2 separate regions of the Homo sapiens genome follow, and region 1 is linked to region 2. The links are chromatin loops, found by intact Hi-C in ENCODE. Cell type or tissue: HCT116. All regions are shown on one strand.

Region 1 (8,000 bases), 1.1 Mb before region 2:
GGCTGACTATAATAACCAAGAGTTCTCCAAATTAACTTCAACGTACAATAAAATGTCTATTCAAGGATAAGTAATAGAAATGTGCTAATTTAAAGCTCACACATACATTACTAAACTCAACAGAAGTGATTAGAAGTTAGACTCCCATAAAAAGATAGTCTTGAGAGAGGTGTGTATCATCAGTGGCATTGCTTAGAGTTGCTGTAACAGTGATTTAAAAAACAGATTATCTCTTAATGTCATTATTATTTTTTAAATTCTCCAGACAAGGTACTCCCTTATTGCCTGCATCTGAGGCAGGTTGCTACCATTGCTCCTCTCTAGGGACATGCTATTTATAAGCAAAAAATTATTCATGTGGGACCTGCAAAGAGGCTTGAGGGAGAGGTGTGGTAAGAAAAAAAGGGATTTCTGAAAAAAGTGGATGTCCAATTGTTTCAACATTTTTGTTGGGAAACTATCCTTCGTCCATTTCTTTGCCTTTGGACCTTTGTCAAAATCAGTTGACCACTGTGCCCCTGGCTGGAGAAACAGCCAAATTGACCCGCCCCTTGAGAAAATGTCCCCAAATCATGGAGCCACCACATGCCCATCCCTGCAGCTGGAGATATAGCCTGGTGGCCCCACCCCCAGTGAGCCAGTTCTCAAGTCAGCCAACACATCATGCACTGCACCCCTAGCCAGAGAAACAACCCAGCAGTCCTGCCCCCATGTGCACATGCATGCCCCTTGCCTATAAGCCAATTTGGTAAGCCCACCTCTGGCTAAGCCACAACACTGCCACCACAAACTCCTGTAGCCTAGGTCACTGAGGCACTCGCAAGCGTCACTAACATAAATTATAGCTGAAGACACTGCATGAACATTGCACTACCCTATCTTTCCAGAACCAAAATCAGTGTGCCTTCCCCAGCCAATACCCTAGGATCTAGCTACAGGAATAAGTCCTTATGAAAGCTATTTTATAAAACTGAAAGAGGCAACTGTTCCGTTAGATGAGCAGATATCAACATAGGGACACAATAAATATGAAAAAGCAAGGAAACAGGACACCTCAAAGAAGCATAATAATTCTCTAGGAACAGAGTCCTAAAGAAATGAAAATGTACAAAATGCCAGAGAAGTATTAATAATTGAAAATAATAATCTTAAGGGATCAATGAGATACAGGAAAATACAGATAGACAATTCAAAGAAATCAGGAAAATTAATGATTTGAATAAGAAATTCAACAAAGAGATATAAAATACCAAACAGAAATCTTGGAGCTGAAGAATTTCATGAGGGAAATAAACAATGAAATTAACAGCTAAGATGAAATCAAGCAGAAAAAAAGAATTTCTAAATGTGAAGACAGGTCTTTTGAAATAACCAAGGCAGAAAAGACAGAGAGAAAAAAAAAATTTACGGGACGTATGGGACACCATAAAGCAAACAGATATTCACATTATGGTAGTTTAAGAAGGAGAAGAGATAAGAAAGGACATAGAAAGCCTATTTAATTTAATAAAACAATATCTGAAGAGAATCTCAAATCTTGGGAGATACATGAGCATCCAGGTTCACGAAGTTTAAAAGTTTCTAAATGTATTCAATTCAAAAAGTTTCACCCTGGGGCACATTATAGTAAAATTGTCAAAAGTTAAAGACAAAGAAAAATTCTAAAAACAGAAAGAGAAATGCATCAAGTCACATATAAGGAAATGCCCACTAGACTAACAGATTTCTTAGCGGAAACCTTATAGGCAGAGAGAGAATGGCATGATATAGTCACGCTGAAAGAGAAAAAGACTTACAACCAAGAATTCATACCCAGAAAAACTATCCTTCAAAAATGAAGGGAGAAATAAAGTCTTTTCCAGACAAACAAAAATGGAATTCATTACCACTAGACTGGTCTTACAAGAAACACTAGGGAGACCTATATCTGGAAGCAAAAGAATGATATCTACCATCATGAAAACACATGAATGTGTAAAACTCACTGGCAGAACAGAGACATAAAGAAGAAAGAAAAAGTAGTTAAAATGCATCACTACAGAAAACCACCAAAATGCAAAGATAAACAATAACAGAGGAAGAAAGAAACAAAAAATATGCAAAGGCATCAAAATACAAATAACAAACAGAGTAAGTACTCACATACCAATAATAACCTTTAATCTAAATAGATCACATTCTTCAATTAAAATATATAGACTGGCTGAATAAATTTTTAGAAAAATGAGACCCACCTCTCTGCTGCAAATCAGTAGTGATTCTATACATTAACAACGAGCTGGCTGAAAAAGAAATCAAGAAAGCAATCCAATTTATAATAGCAAAGAAAAAAATACTGAGAAATAAATTTAACCACAGTAGTGAAAGACTTCCACAAGAGAAACAATAAAATACTGATGAAAAAAATCGAACACGATAAAACAAAATAGAAGGACATTCCATGTTCATGGATTGAAATAATTAATATTGTTATAATGACCAGGCTACCCAAAACAATGTACAGATTCAATTCAATCCCTATCAAAATGCAATGACATTCATTACAGAAATAGAAAAAGTAATCCTAAAATTTGTTTGGAACCACAAAATACTCCAGGTAACCAAAGCAATCTGAGCAAAAAGAGCAAAGGTGGAGGGATCACACTACCTGACTTCAAAATATATGACAAAGTTATACTAACTGAAACAGCACAGTAATGAAATAAAAACAGACACGTAGACCAATGGTAAAGAATAGAGGACCCAGAAATAAATGCAAAACAATTGTTTGGTGGTCTATCTTTTAGCAGGTTGATGTAGGTATTATTGTTTTTAATAGATTTCTTACTGGAGTTATGAGTAGATTGCAGAACACAATTACAGTATTAGAGTATTCTGGGTTTGTCATGTACTCAATTTTACCAGTGGGTTTTATATATTTACACTTTTTTTTGTTTGTTTGTTTTTGCATGTTAGTATTTTTTTCTTTCAGTTTGAAGAGCTCTCTTTAGCATTTTTTGTCAGATGGGTCTGGTGACAAATTCTCACAGCTTTTGTTGTTTGGGAAAGACTTCTCTGCTTCATATTAGAAGGATAGCTCTGTTGGATATAGTATTCTTGGATGACAGTCTTTTTTTTCTTTCAGAAGTTTGAAAATGTCATTCTACCCCCTCCTGGCCTGTATGATTTCCATTGAAAGGTCTGTTGGCTGATCAATTGGAGCTCCTTTATATGTTATTTGCTTCTTTTCTCTTGCTGCTTTTAAGATTCTCTACTTATTTTTTATTCTTGAACATTTGATTAGGGGTAGAACATTTTATTCCAGGGGTAGTCTCATTTGAGTTGAATCTGCTTGGTGTTTTCTGACCTTTCTGTACCTGGTTATTTATTTTTCCTCAAGTGTTAAAAGTTTTCTGTTATTATGCCTTTGAATAAACCTTCTATCCCTTATTCTTACTCAACTCTGTTTTGATCACCAGTAATTCTTAGATTTTGTTTTTTAAGGTAATTTTTTATATCTTTTAGGTGATCTTTGTTTCTTTTCATTTTTTTCTTTTCTGTGCATTTTCAAAAAGCCTATCTTCAACTTAACTGATTCTTTCCTCTGCTTGATATCACCATTCTGCTGTTGAGAGCCTCTGTTGCATTTTTTAATTCAGCAAATGTATTTCTCAGTTCCATGATTTCTGTTTGATTTTTTAATTATTTCAATCTTTTTGTTACATTTCTCTGATAAATTTCTCAATTGCTTTTCTGTGTTATCTTAGAGATTTCTGAGTATTCTTAAAACTGCTATTTTCAGTTTTTGATCTGAGAGCATACATATTGCAGTTTCATTAGGGTCAGTTACTGGTTTATTGTTTTGTTCATTTGGGGAGGTCATGGTTCCCCATTTGCTGTTGTTTTTTGTAGATGTACATTTACATCTTTGCATTGAAGGATTATTTATTTCAGTCTTCTCTGCCTGGATTGTTTTGGGTTTTATTGGATAAGTTTTCCTAGAAATGCTTTGTAATTTAATTGTAGATTATCTTTTTTTTTCCCCAATGATGTTGTTGCCTCTTTTTTGGCACTAGATGGTGCCTTAAGCCCAGGGTTGCCTCAGTTGTAGTAAACAACCAGAGTGCTGCCCATTCCAAATGGGAGAGATCTCAAAGGGGACATCCTGGCAGTGTGGGAAGGCTGGCTAAGAGTTTATGCCCAGGGGACCTGTGGAACAAACCTTCCACAGTGTAGTGCTGCTGCACAGCCACACTAATTTGGCATTTCCTTTGGCCTAGTTACATAGTAAAGCTTCAGGGTCTGGGAATGGTAATACCCCCACCTTTGTCACTGGCTGTAATCAGGGTTATTTCTCCTTTCAGGCACTCCTGATGCTTCCCATGGGTTGAGACAGGGACTGTTGTAGTAGGGAGCCCAAGTTGGTAAAGAAGCTGGTTGTGCACCTCAGTCTCACTTTTTCCAGTGTAGAAACTGTGAGTCAGGGAGAAATTTTTCTCATGCTTGGTGCTGTGCCAGGCAGACTTGGAGGGAAGGGTGTCATGGATACGGTAGTCCTTTTACTATCTGCCCCGAGTGATTTCACAGCTCTGTTGCCCTGGGAACTGTCTCATTCTGATATTTGAGTTCTGGGATATTGCTGGCAATAATCTCAGTACTGTGTATTTGTTTTTGGTTTTTGTGGGGAGAGTGAAACCAGCTTGCTTTTACTCTGCCATTTTGAAATCAAAAGTCCTATTATACTATCTTGATTACTTTAGTAGTGTTATTAATCCAACTTTATTCTTTTTGTTCAAAAATTGTTTTAGCTATCCTAATTCCTTTTCCTTTTCACCTGAAATTTAGAATCAGCATGTGTACATATATGGCTGAACTTTTTATTGGAACTGCAGTAAATTTATAAATGTGTTTGGGGAAAATTTTCATTCTTACTATGTTGAGTTTTCCAATCAATGAACATTGTGTATCTCTGCTTTTATCTAGATCTTTGATTTCTTTGATTTCTTTCATCTGTGTTTCATAGTTTTCAGCATATAGATCCTGTGAACAATCATAAATGCTGTTTTTTTAACATTCAGTTTCAAATTATAATTCCTAGTATATAGAAATGATTGATTTTTATAAACAATTATTTTTCAGTAAAAATAAGTGACTTTTCTTTATAGACTGTTTCTGAAGGATTCTACTTTATGTTCATGGAAATTACACTCTTTTAATCCTGAGATTTTATGGATTGCTGAAGTATATAATTAAATTGTGTAGTCATTATAATATGTACAGGTGGCAGAAACAGGTTGGGAACAAACCCAATCAACTCTTGGTAAGCATACAAATAAAACAGGAAGAGCAAAAGTATATCAGTGTATCACAGTAGACTACTGGGCTATAGGGATTCAGCATGGTCATGAAAAAATAGAGTAAACAGAAGGTCAGTCAGTTAATCTGGAGAGTCAGCTAAGCGAAGGTCATTTAAGAGAGCTTCTACTGAAAGATCTACACAAAAGAGACAAGAAGGCAATAGAAAGGCCCAGTTCCTATGATTGCATTTAAACATAAAACTAATGCTATATCTTGAGAACATAAGAAACATATTTTATACTCGTCACAATATATCTACTGAAGGAGCACTTATAAAGAAGGAAAAATAGCTATTACAATCATGTTTTTGAAAAATAATGATGGTAGGAAAGATCATAATTATAATACTAAGTGAAAAAAATCTTAGGATACAAAAATGTTATGTACAATACAATATTACTCCCAATTATACAAAAAAGTATTTTTAGAAGAAAGACGAAAAATACATCGAAATGTTTATAATAATTATGTATGGCTGTTGGGATATGGTTGGCATTTATTTACTTGTTTTTGCTGTTTTTACATTTTTACAGCTTTTACAATGCCTATGGGTTATTTTTACAATCAGAAGAAGTGTCATTTTTAAAAGAAGAAGAATTCTTTCTATACTTTATTTGCCTCATTGAGATATCTGACAACAGTATCCTCATTGTTCTCTTTTGTTGTAATGAAAAACCATTTCAGGATTTTGGCATTTCCCACCAATTCCCTATGCCTTTTAAGGAACCAAGCAAGCTTCAGTAGTCTCTGCCATTTGATAAGTTACATTAATGATTATGACAACAATAATTGTACAGGCTTTGCAAAGCTATTTATTTAATAAAATCATTACTATAAAGACTTTAAAGAACTACAAGCAAGGGTCAGGGCCAACTTCATGATTGTCCCCTTCATAGTCATCCAAGTCTTCAATTTAGCTAAGGTCACAAGCCCCATGTAGAGAGTCAAACCAGAAACCATTAAATACAGTTATTTCACTCTTTCTCCTCATTTCCTTGCATAGGCTAACCTTAGAGTTTGCTGGCAGGTGCTAGAGTTATACATAAAATTCCAGATCAATAGCCGGGGAATTTAAAAAGAAGGTGCAGAACATCATACAGAATCTAAGGCTATTCTCTCTCCCAGTTAGTGGTTCTTTTCTTTGTCGGTTTTCTTAAATGAGTGGTTCTTAACCTTTCCTGGATCATAATATTTTCAGTCATTTTATGTAGACACTCAAATTTCCCTAAATTCTTGCATCAACAAATCCATTCCCTCCCCCAAATCTATTACCAATGCACTGGATTTATTACAGGCACATGTTTCACGTCAGTCCCCCATAGGTAGCTTTAGCTCAGGCTCTATCTCCTCTCACCTTCACTGTGCCAGTAGCCTCCGAAGTGGGCTCCCTAACTCTAGTCTCCTGAGTAGCATCCATCTTCCACACCAACACACTGCAGCCATTTTCCTGAAAGCAAACCTGATCATTCCCTCCCTCACTTGAAGCTATTCTTGATGAAGCCCCTTCCTTTATTTTCTGTGGCTAAGGGGAATGCGGTGGTATTCTATCAACTTACAATATCACAGCCAGGCAGAGGAGGTCAAAGGATAGAGGACAATTTCACATGCTAAGTGAGCATGCCTTTCTTTTTATTCTCCCCTTTAAAGCAATGATAGTTGGCTTGAGCTGTGTTTCAAATAGGAGAATCATTTGCAGGGAGTCATTATGTGTCTCTCCAAGGATCACTCTTCCTGAGACAGATCCATTGATCTACTTGGGGATCAGGCTTAGAAAAGTGAGCCACAGTGATCTGGGCCACATCTGTGAATGCACCAGGGAGCCCCAGGAGCCAGGTGGTAAGAAACGTCATAAAGGGGGTTGGAGGAGGAAAAGCTCTGGGAGGAGAAGAGTGGAGAAATGCTCATGTTTTAACAATGGCTCTCAAACTTGGCTGCACATCAGAATCACCTGGGGAACTTTGAGAAATCCCCACACCCAGGCCAATCCAACCCTCTCAAATCAAAGTCTCTGAGGTGGGACCAGGTACCTGAATTCTTTTAAATCTCCAAGGTGATGGCACTGTGTGGAAGGTTTGAGAGCCAGTGTCTTAGAAGATTTGGGTTTGCCAGAAGGTTTCTGGATGGAGCCTGGGTGCTGACCCTTTTACCCTAACTGGTTAGAGTGGCAGATGAAGCTCCACCCATCTAGTGCTAGATCTTTTGGAGATTTATTTTTAAAAGCCACTCATTATTCCTCTCCCCATTTGGCAAAAGCGTTTTCATCCATTTTCTCTTTGACACCCATTACATTTAAAAAAATTATTTAGTCCTATACTGGACAGTCTGTAGCAAGTCCAGCCTGCTCTGCCACTAGTTAACTGGATGCTAGGCCTCAGTTCTTTTCCAGGGAAGCAGGAAAAATTAGCATAGGCCATCTTCAAGTTCCTCTCCTCTCTTTAGCTTTAGCATTTAGTCCTCTACAACTCCGTCTCCAGATTTCTGAGGCTGTTCTGAGCCACCTCTGCCCACATGCTTCTGGCTGATCTCTAGCCACAGCTGCTTGCCTCATGGCCGCCACTTCCTGCTGGACGTCCACGGGGCTGGGGTGGTGGGCAGGGAGGGAGAGTGAGGATGGAAAACCAGGATGACCAGCGGCTCTAAATCCCCTAAGGGTGGTATTCCTT
Region 2 (8,000 bases):
ATTATTATTATTATTATTATTATTATTATTATCATCATCATCATCATCGAGACGGAGTCTCCTTTTGTTGCCCAGGCTAGAGTACAGTGGCATGATGTAGGCGCACTGCAATTCCTGCCTCCCGGGTTCAAGTGATTCTCTTGTCTCAGCCTCCCAAGTAGCTGGGATCACAGACGTGTGCCACCACGCCTGGCTAATTTTTGTATTTTTTGGTAGAGATGGTGTTTCACCATGTTGGCCAGGCTGGTCTTGAACTCCTGACCTCAAGTGATCCTCCTGCCTTGGCCTCCCAAAGTGCTGGGATTGCAGGTGTCAGGATTTTATTTTTAATGTTTTGCGTAGATAAAGTATTAACGTCCTTCTAAAACTCAGAACTATACAACAAGGTTTACTTAGAGGTCATGACCCCCACTCTGCCATTCATTATACTCTATTCCCATTCAACCATTTTTTCCATCCTGTTTCCACCACCTCTGTGTAGGTGATTTATTTTTGTTATTTCTAGCCTATCCTTCCTTTTTTTCACAAATGAGATGATTCATGTGTATTTTATTATTTCTTACATGAAAGGTAGCAAGTAATATATGCCCTCTTGCACTTTGCCTTTTTTATTTATCAGGATGTCTTGAAAATCATTCCATATCAGTCCAGAGAGATCTTCCTCGTTCTTTATTACACCTGCAAAAGTACTCTATTGTATAGGTAGACCATAGTTTATTTAACATCTTTCCAATGTGAGACTTTTTAAAAAAATATGGTGCAGTTACAAACAATACTACAATGAAAATTTTGTGCATGTGTATTAATGTTGGAAGTATATTTTCAGGGTAAGTAGTTAGAAATGGAAGGACTGGGTCAAGAGATCAACAAATATGTAGTTTTGTTGGGTGTTGTCAAATTCATCTCCAAAAGGGTTCTACCAGTTTCCATTTTCACCAGCAAAGTATGACTGTACTTATTTTCCAAAGCCTCAGCGTATTCAAAAGAATATGTTGTCTGACTTTTAACTTTTTGCCATTGTGATAGAAGTATTATGTCAGTGTTATTTTAATTTGCTTAATTTGCTCTTTAAGTTTGAATTCCTTTTCATGTGTTCAGGGGTCATTTTCATATCTTTTTTTTGATGAATTGTCTGTTCTTTTTCTATGGAGTTTTTGGCCCTTTGTCAACTTTTAAAAGTTTCTTTACGTTAGTGGTATTACCTCTTTGTGGTGTATGTTTCCTGACTTTTGTTCCCCTTCTTTTTTTGTCAGTTTTCAGGTGGAAAGACCTTTATGTGTGTGTGTGTTTGTATGTTGTTAATGGGAATGATTTTTAGTTTTATTGTATTTTAATCAGAGAGTATAGTTTATTATTTCTTCTTTATGGAATATACTTATTTCTTTGTGACTTACTATGTGATCAATTTTTGTTAATATTCTCTGGGCCCTTGAAAATAAAATGTATTTTTCATTATGAAGGGAGTAAGTTTAATATGTGTGTATGTGTGTGTGTGTGTGTAAAATATACGTATACATATTTATGTATACACACATGATTTCATTTCCTAATTATGTTTTTAGGTCTTTTATCTTATTAATTTTGCACATTTGATCTTATACTAAGAATGATGTATTAAAGTTTCCTATTATCATTAATATTAATGTGTTTCTATGTGTGTCTTTTGCGTCCCCTATGGTTCTTTCTACACAGAGGTAATAATTGTCTTATTGATATATAGATATTCATAAGTGTTATACCTTCACTGTGATTTGAAACTTTTAGCATTAATACAAGATCTTCTTTGTCTTGCTCGGTGTTTTTTTGCTTGAATTCTACTTTTTCTGATTTTAAGAATGCTATGCTTGCTTTTTTATTGTATCCATTTGCCTGTTATATTCTGTCCATCCATTTGTTTTTAACATTGTTTTAGGTGTATCTTTTGTATAGTTGAGTCATGCTTTGTGGCCAGATTTATTTTTTTAAGAGGTGAATTAAGCCTGTTCATATTTATTGATATTACTTTCACATTTATTGAGTTATTGATATATTCGATCTGAACTTTATCATAATATATTGTGGTGTTATATATGTCATAACATGTTACATTTTATTTCTCTACAATATATGTTTTATTATGCTTTTGAATTGAAATTTTGGTTGCTCTTTAGAAAGGTTATATTTTTGTTTTAATGGTTGCTTTTATACTTAAAACTTTTAAAGTCCCTTATCCCTCATTTTTAACTTTGTTCTTAGTAAAAGTATTCTTTAACTATTGCCTATGCAATAATCAGTATATTCTACTTTCCTCTTTGCTGCTTTCTTCCATTGTTTAGTTACGTTATTTCTACTTTGTCAGAACATATAACAATTGGATATTAGTCTTTCAATGTAATCCCCAGCTTTTAGTCTGAAATCTGTAATTTTTATGTATTAACATGTTCTCCATTTGTTTTGTGCTGAAATTTTCCTAGTTATTTATTACTTGAACAAGGCTCATGCTTTGGTAAATTCTTCAGAAAGAGCTCATTAATGTGACATTCCTATGCTCTTGTGTGTTTCACGTTTTTTCTGTAGACTTGGTGCTTTAAGGACAGCATTGATGGATATAAACTTCTTGACCCACATTTTTAAAAACTGAGTTGTTTGAAAATGTGGCTTCATTGTTGTCTTGTTTCCGTGTTGTTTTTGAAGAATCTGATGCCACTCTGATTGCTTTACTCCTCTACATTAGTTGATCTTTTTGCCTAGAGGCCTTGACGATTTTCCCCATTATTTATGAAATCTGTTTTATAAGAATATGTCCTATATTTGATTTTTCCAGGTTCTTTTTCACAGGTACCCATTTTATCTGGTATTAGTTCTGCTCCATTGTTTTTTTTTCCCTCTTTAACGGACTCCAATTATATAAATGTAATTCCTTCTTTGCCTGTGTTCCATTTCTACCACTTTCTTTCTGATTCTTCTTTCTTTATTTTACCATCCTCCTTCTGGTTGTTTTTCTCCTTTTCTTCAATGCCCCCTCATTAAATCTTGATTGATTCCATTGTCCCTTGCATGCTTTGGAATTTAGATTTTGTTTCTGAGATGATTTTATTTCTTTTTTTTTTCTGAGTTAAATCAATTCTCTTTTCATTTTTTCTCTATTTTTGTTCTTAATTTTTGAGTTTCTGACTAAAGCAATTTATATCCTTAAATGCTTGATTGAGCATATGTAACTTAGTTTTTAAGTATTAGTTTGTGTTTCTTTTTAGTGCTCCTTAGTTTTGGGGGGTGGGTGGGAGAAAAGTTGGATTTTCATTAGTTGAGCTCTTTTGAATTGACTTTCTGATTTTTGAGTAATAATTTTCTATATTTTTATTGAATTTATTTGTCGTTCCTTTTTGGTTGTGTAAAAGACTTCCTTAGTCTCTGGTGCCCTCTTCTGTTAGTGTAGCAATGCACACTTTAGTGGTTTATTTATTTATTTTTGGTGTGGGTTAGAGAATGGTTTTGTAAATCCTCTAATTTTTTAGCTGTGCTTTATCTTTCACAACCTTGAATTTTCTCATTTGCATCTTTTTTCTCTTCCTACTCAATTGAAAAGGTTGTCTTTCGCTTTGTATTAACTCCTTTTTCTTTTATTGTAACTATGGTTTTGGGATCCTCTCACTTCAAATTGGGCATGCTTTTACACCACTTTTCTGTGGTCCCTGCTCAGGCCTACTAGGACACTTTTTAAAGGCTTTTCACACTTAGTGTAACTTACACTTTCTGGGTTTCTAAGGTCAACCTTAGCACCTCACTCATTCTCCTCTCTTTCTCTTATTTTTTCCAGCTTGCTCTTGCTTACTTCAAAGCCTTATCAGTGGGGTAGGAGTATAACAGTTCTGTCCCTAGGTTTTGACTGGCATTCCTTCCTGCCTGCCTGCCTGCCTGCCAAAGGCATTGTGTTCAATAGTTTTATTTGTTCTTGTTGCTCTAAATTATTTTTAGAGGAAGCATTGACAGCCGTCATTGTCTTTAGTCCTCATAAGAATAATTTGAGGCCTAGGATATTAGAATATTTCTCTGAAAACGGTTTTGTCTCATTTTGCTGGCCAGTTAGAGGAAGTATGTCTGGGATTGCCTTAGATCATCTTCGTAGCCTGAAGCTCTCTCTATTGTTCAGAAAATGTGATACCTGACTGCAAGTCTACACAAGGACTGGTTTACTTTTGTGCTCATCCTCATCAGGGGGATGAGTCTTTTAGGGACTCAAACACCCCAGCTTGGTTCCACAGCAAAGCTTTCCCTTTTGTCTCACTTCCATGGTAAGCTGTTACAACCCATGTTCAGGTTTTCAGTTGATAGGTTAGATAGGCAGATACTCTCAATGCTTCTCTCTGGCTTTGTGCTTACTTTATTTTTTATTTTTATTTTTTAATTTTTTACCCCTGGCTTCATGCTTCCTGTAGAGTTCAGTCACTCCTCTCTATCTCGGTTTTACTTCTTCAATGCTGTTAAGAATTTCTGTATTTTTTTCAGTAGCATTTATCAGGAAGTTTGGTTCTAATTATCAAAACCAACATTACTAGAAATGGCAGCTGACTCATTCTTTTATTAAAACATTTTTTATGTTTGATTATGGGACTTTGGGTGGGAAGAATGATACATTCATTTGCTCAGTTATCCCTTTTGAGCCAATCTTCTACCAAGTAAAGACCTGCTGTGTCACTGACCAGAAAGTTACTTTATTTCAGTGGTAAAGCAGCTTATGACTAATGATAGCTGTGGTTAATAATCATGAAGACAATAATGAGGAAAACTTATTTAGCCATTGGAATGTGCCAGATACTCTGTATTTTTTATATATTATTTTGTTTGTAATAAAATCTACTAATTTACTATTATTATTCCCACTTTATAGATGATTCCCTGAGGCTTAGCTACTGTATCACTTGCCTAAGTTTACACAGATAGTAAGCGGCAGAAACATGTTTGAGGCTCTGCCTTGAGCCTTGGAGATACAGGACTAGCAAATTCCAGCTTGCTTCCTACCTTCATGGACCTTACAGGATTTAATTCCTCGACACTGTGGGATGGTCAGGGATGTAATTTTAGAATATGAAAGCGATTCACTAGTATTTCCACTAGAATTGAGGATAATGTCTCTTGTTGGGAACTGACTATAAGTTCATGCAAATCAAAAACAGATTAGCAAAGATCAGAAGAGTGTCTTAATTCTCTAAAAACCCCCCATACCATGTAGCGTAGTGTTTTCTTCAGAGTTGTACTAAGTGAATGTTAATTTCATTACGTTTATTGACAGGACATAATGAGTCTTATTCCCACATTATAACTTTTTAGAGTCAAAAGATTCTTAGCAGAATTTTAAAGTTATCTGATATAGATGGGCCAGGATATTTTCTTTATTTATACTTTCCTGTTGGTTTACAGTTATTTGCTGGTATAAAGGATGGAGAAAGCCTGCAGCTCTTTGAACAAAGTTCTCGCTCTGCGCATAAACAAGAGACACACACCATGGAGGCCGTGAAGCTTGTAGAGTTTGATCTTAAGCAAACGCTTACCAGGCTCATGGCACATCTTTTTGGAGATGGTAAGTGCTCAAACACAGGTTGACGATCTCTTATCTGAAATACTTGGGACAGAAGTGTTTTGGATTTGGGTTTTTTTTTTTTTTTTCATATTTTGAAATTCTTTTTTTTTTTCCCCGAGACGGAGTCTTGCTCTGTCACCCAGGCTGGAGTATAGTGGTGCGATCTCGGCTCACTGCAACCTCCACCTCCCGGGTTCAAGGAATTCTCCTGCCTCAGCCTCTGAGTAGCTGGGATTATAGGCGCCCATCACCACACTTGGCTAATTTTTATATTTTTAGTAGAGACAGGGTTTTACCATGTTGGCCAAGCTATTCTCAAACCCCTGGCCTCGTGATCCGCCCACCTCGGCCTCCCAAAGTGTTGGGATTACAGGCATGAGCCACCGCGCCAGGCCTGAAATTCTTGCATATACATAATGAGATGTCTTGGGGATGGGAGCCAAGTCTAAACACGAAATTCATTTGTATTTCATATACACTTTACGCACATAGTCTGAAGGTAATTTGATATAATATTTTAAATAATTTCGTGCGTGAAACAAAGTTTTGACTGCGATTTGACTGAAAATCTTAATGAGTTCAGGTACGAAATGTTTCACTTGTGGCTGCAGATTGGCACTCAGAAACTTTTAGCTAGAGAAAGAAAAATGATTATAACGTTTGCTAAGAATGATAATGGATTAGGTCAGTCTCATCAATGGAGTGAAAATATACAGGCTGATTTGGAGTATATTATTATGTTATCATTACATGAGGACGTGATCAGTGGAGCAAGGTTCTTTTTTTTTTTTTTTTTTTTTTTTTGAGACGGAGTCTCGCTCTGTCTCCCAGGCTGGGGTGCAGTGCAGTGGGGTGATCTCAGCTCACTGCAAGCTCTGCCTCCTGGGTTCACGCCATTCTCCTGCCTCAGCCTCCTGAGTAGCTGGGATGACAGGCGCCCACCACCACGCCTGGTTAATTTTTTGTATTTTTAGTAGAGACAGGGTTTCACCGTGTTTGCCAAGATGGTCTCGATCTCCTGACCTTGTGATTCACCCGCCTCGGCCTCCCAAAGTGCTGGGATTACAGGCGTGATCCACGGCGCCCGGCCCAGTGGAGCAAGGTTCTTAACCATGTGAATGAACCAGTGGAAAACTTTACGTATTGCCATACTGATTACCACTATCAACAGGAGTATATTAACAGTATATTATATCAACAGCAAAAACATTAACAGTATATTTCGTGCAGGAGGAACAATAGTGTTGCAATCTAGACCTCACTTAGTCACTTGCCTTTATTTTTCAAAAAATATTTGTTTTCAGTAATGCCACCTTCCCCCTCCAGCTATTTTTAACTTAATTGAGATATATTTTGTTTTTTTAAATCACGATATAAAGAGAAGGTTAGTGGATTTTCCTAATTGTGACTATCTTTAAGAAATACTTACATTTCTTATCTGAGAAGACAGATGACCTACTGTGGTTAGGATTCTCCTTTACTCTCTTATTCTTGTGAGCTTTTGTAAAAGTCAGTGTTGTTGAGGTGTAATTAACATAAAGTAAGCTACACATATCTAAAGTGTACATTTTGATCAGTTGACATACAATGAACTGCACACGAACATACTCGCACAGTCTTACAAGTTTTGACGTCTTGCAAGTTCATGCCATGAAGCTACCAGCAGAATCAATACATGAACATCTTCATTGTCCCCAGGAGTTTCCTCCTGCTCACTGGCAATCCTTCCCTTCTGCCCTTACCACATCTCACCCCGGGCAACATGTGATCTGCTTTCTGGTGCCATTAATCAGTTTGCATTTTTTAGGTTTATATAAATGGAATCTTAGAATATGTGCTCTTTTTTGTCTGGCTTGTTTTACTTAAAATAATTATTTTGAAATTCATCCATATCATAGTGTATATGAGTAGTTGATTCCTTTTGTTAATCAGTATCCCATTCCACGATTTGTTTATCCATACATTCATTGATAGGTATCTGGGTAGTTTCCAGTTTTTTGCTATTATCAGTAAAGCGTCTATGAACATTCATGGATCAGTCTTTCTGGGTCGTACGTTTTCACTCCTCATAAACATAGGTATATGTTTAACTTAAAAAAAAAAACTGCTAAGCTATTATCTGAAGGGTTGCACCATCTCGATTCCCAACAGTAGTCTGAAAATGCCAGTTGCTGTACATCTTCAGCAACACTTGATAGGGTTAGTCATTTTAATTGTAGCCATTCTAACAGGAGTCCAGTGGTATGTCAAATACACATTTGGCATTTATAAAGGACTTCTCCATATAAACAAACAGAAATTGCAACTTAAGAGAAAAATGGGTGAACATGAAGGTGGCAAATTATATATATATATATATATATATAATGACCAATAAATATATGAAAAGATGCTTGTCTTTATTAGTAATCAGGGAAAAACAAAACCACAAAGAGCTTTTTCA

Evidence for each region. Peaks named below come from ENCODE experiments on the same cell type or tissue, not always from the same donor. Only the 100,000 strongest peaks of a DNase experiment are listed, where the experiment ranks them.
Region 1: a loop joins it to region 2, with 20 times the contacts of the local background. A loop is called at or near these places in 4 of 110 quality-filtered maps.

Annotation. Positions count from the first base shown.
Region 1 is chr6:4,309,066-4,317,065 of GRCh38, forward strand. No RefSeq gene overlaps it. Among named protein-coding and RNA genes, the nearest start is that of LINC02533, 180 kb to the right of the region's middle. RefSeq lists an enhancer at 7,908-8,000. In HCT116, a CTCF peak has its summit at 4,073 (motif pointing right); DNase peaks (open chromatin) are centred at 4,056 and 4,476; H3K4me3 peaks cover 464 bases.
Region 2 is chr6:5,399,145-5,407,144 of GRCh38, forward strand. FARS2 (phenylalanyl-tRNA synthetase 2, mitochondrial) reads left to right here. Exons shown (of 7, transcript NM_006567.5): 3 at 5,398-5,557. Among named protein-coding and RNA genes, the nearest start is that of FARS2-AS1, 55 kb to the right of the region's middle. In HCT116, a CTCF peak has its summit at 3,407 (motif pointing left); a DNase peak (open chromatin) is centred at 3,447.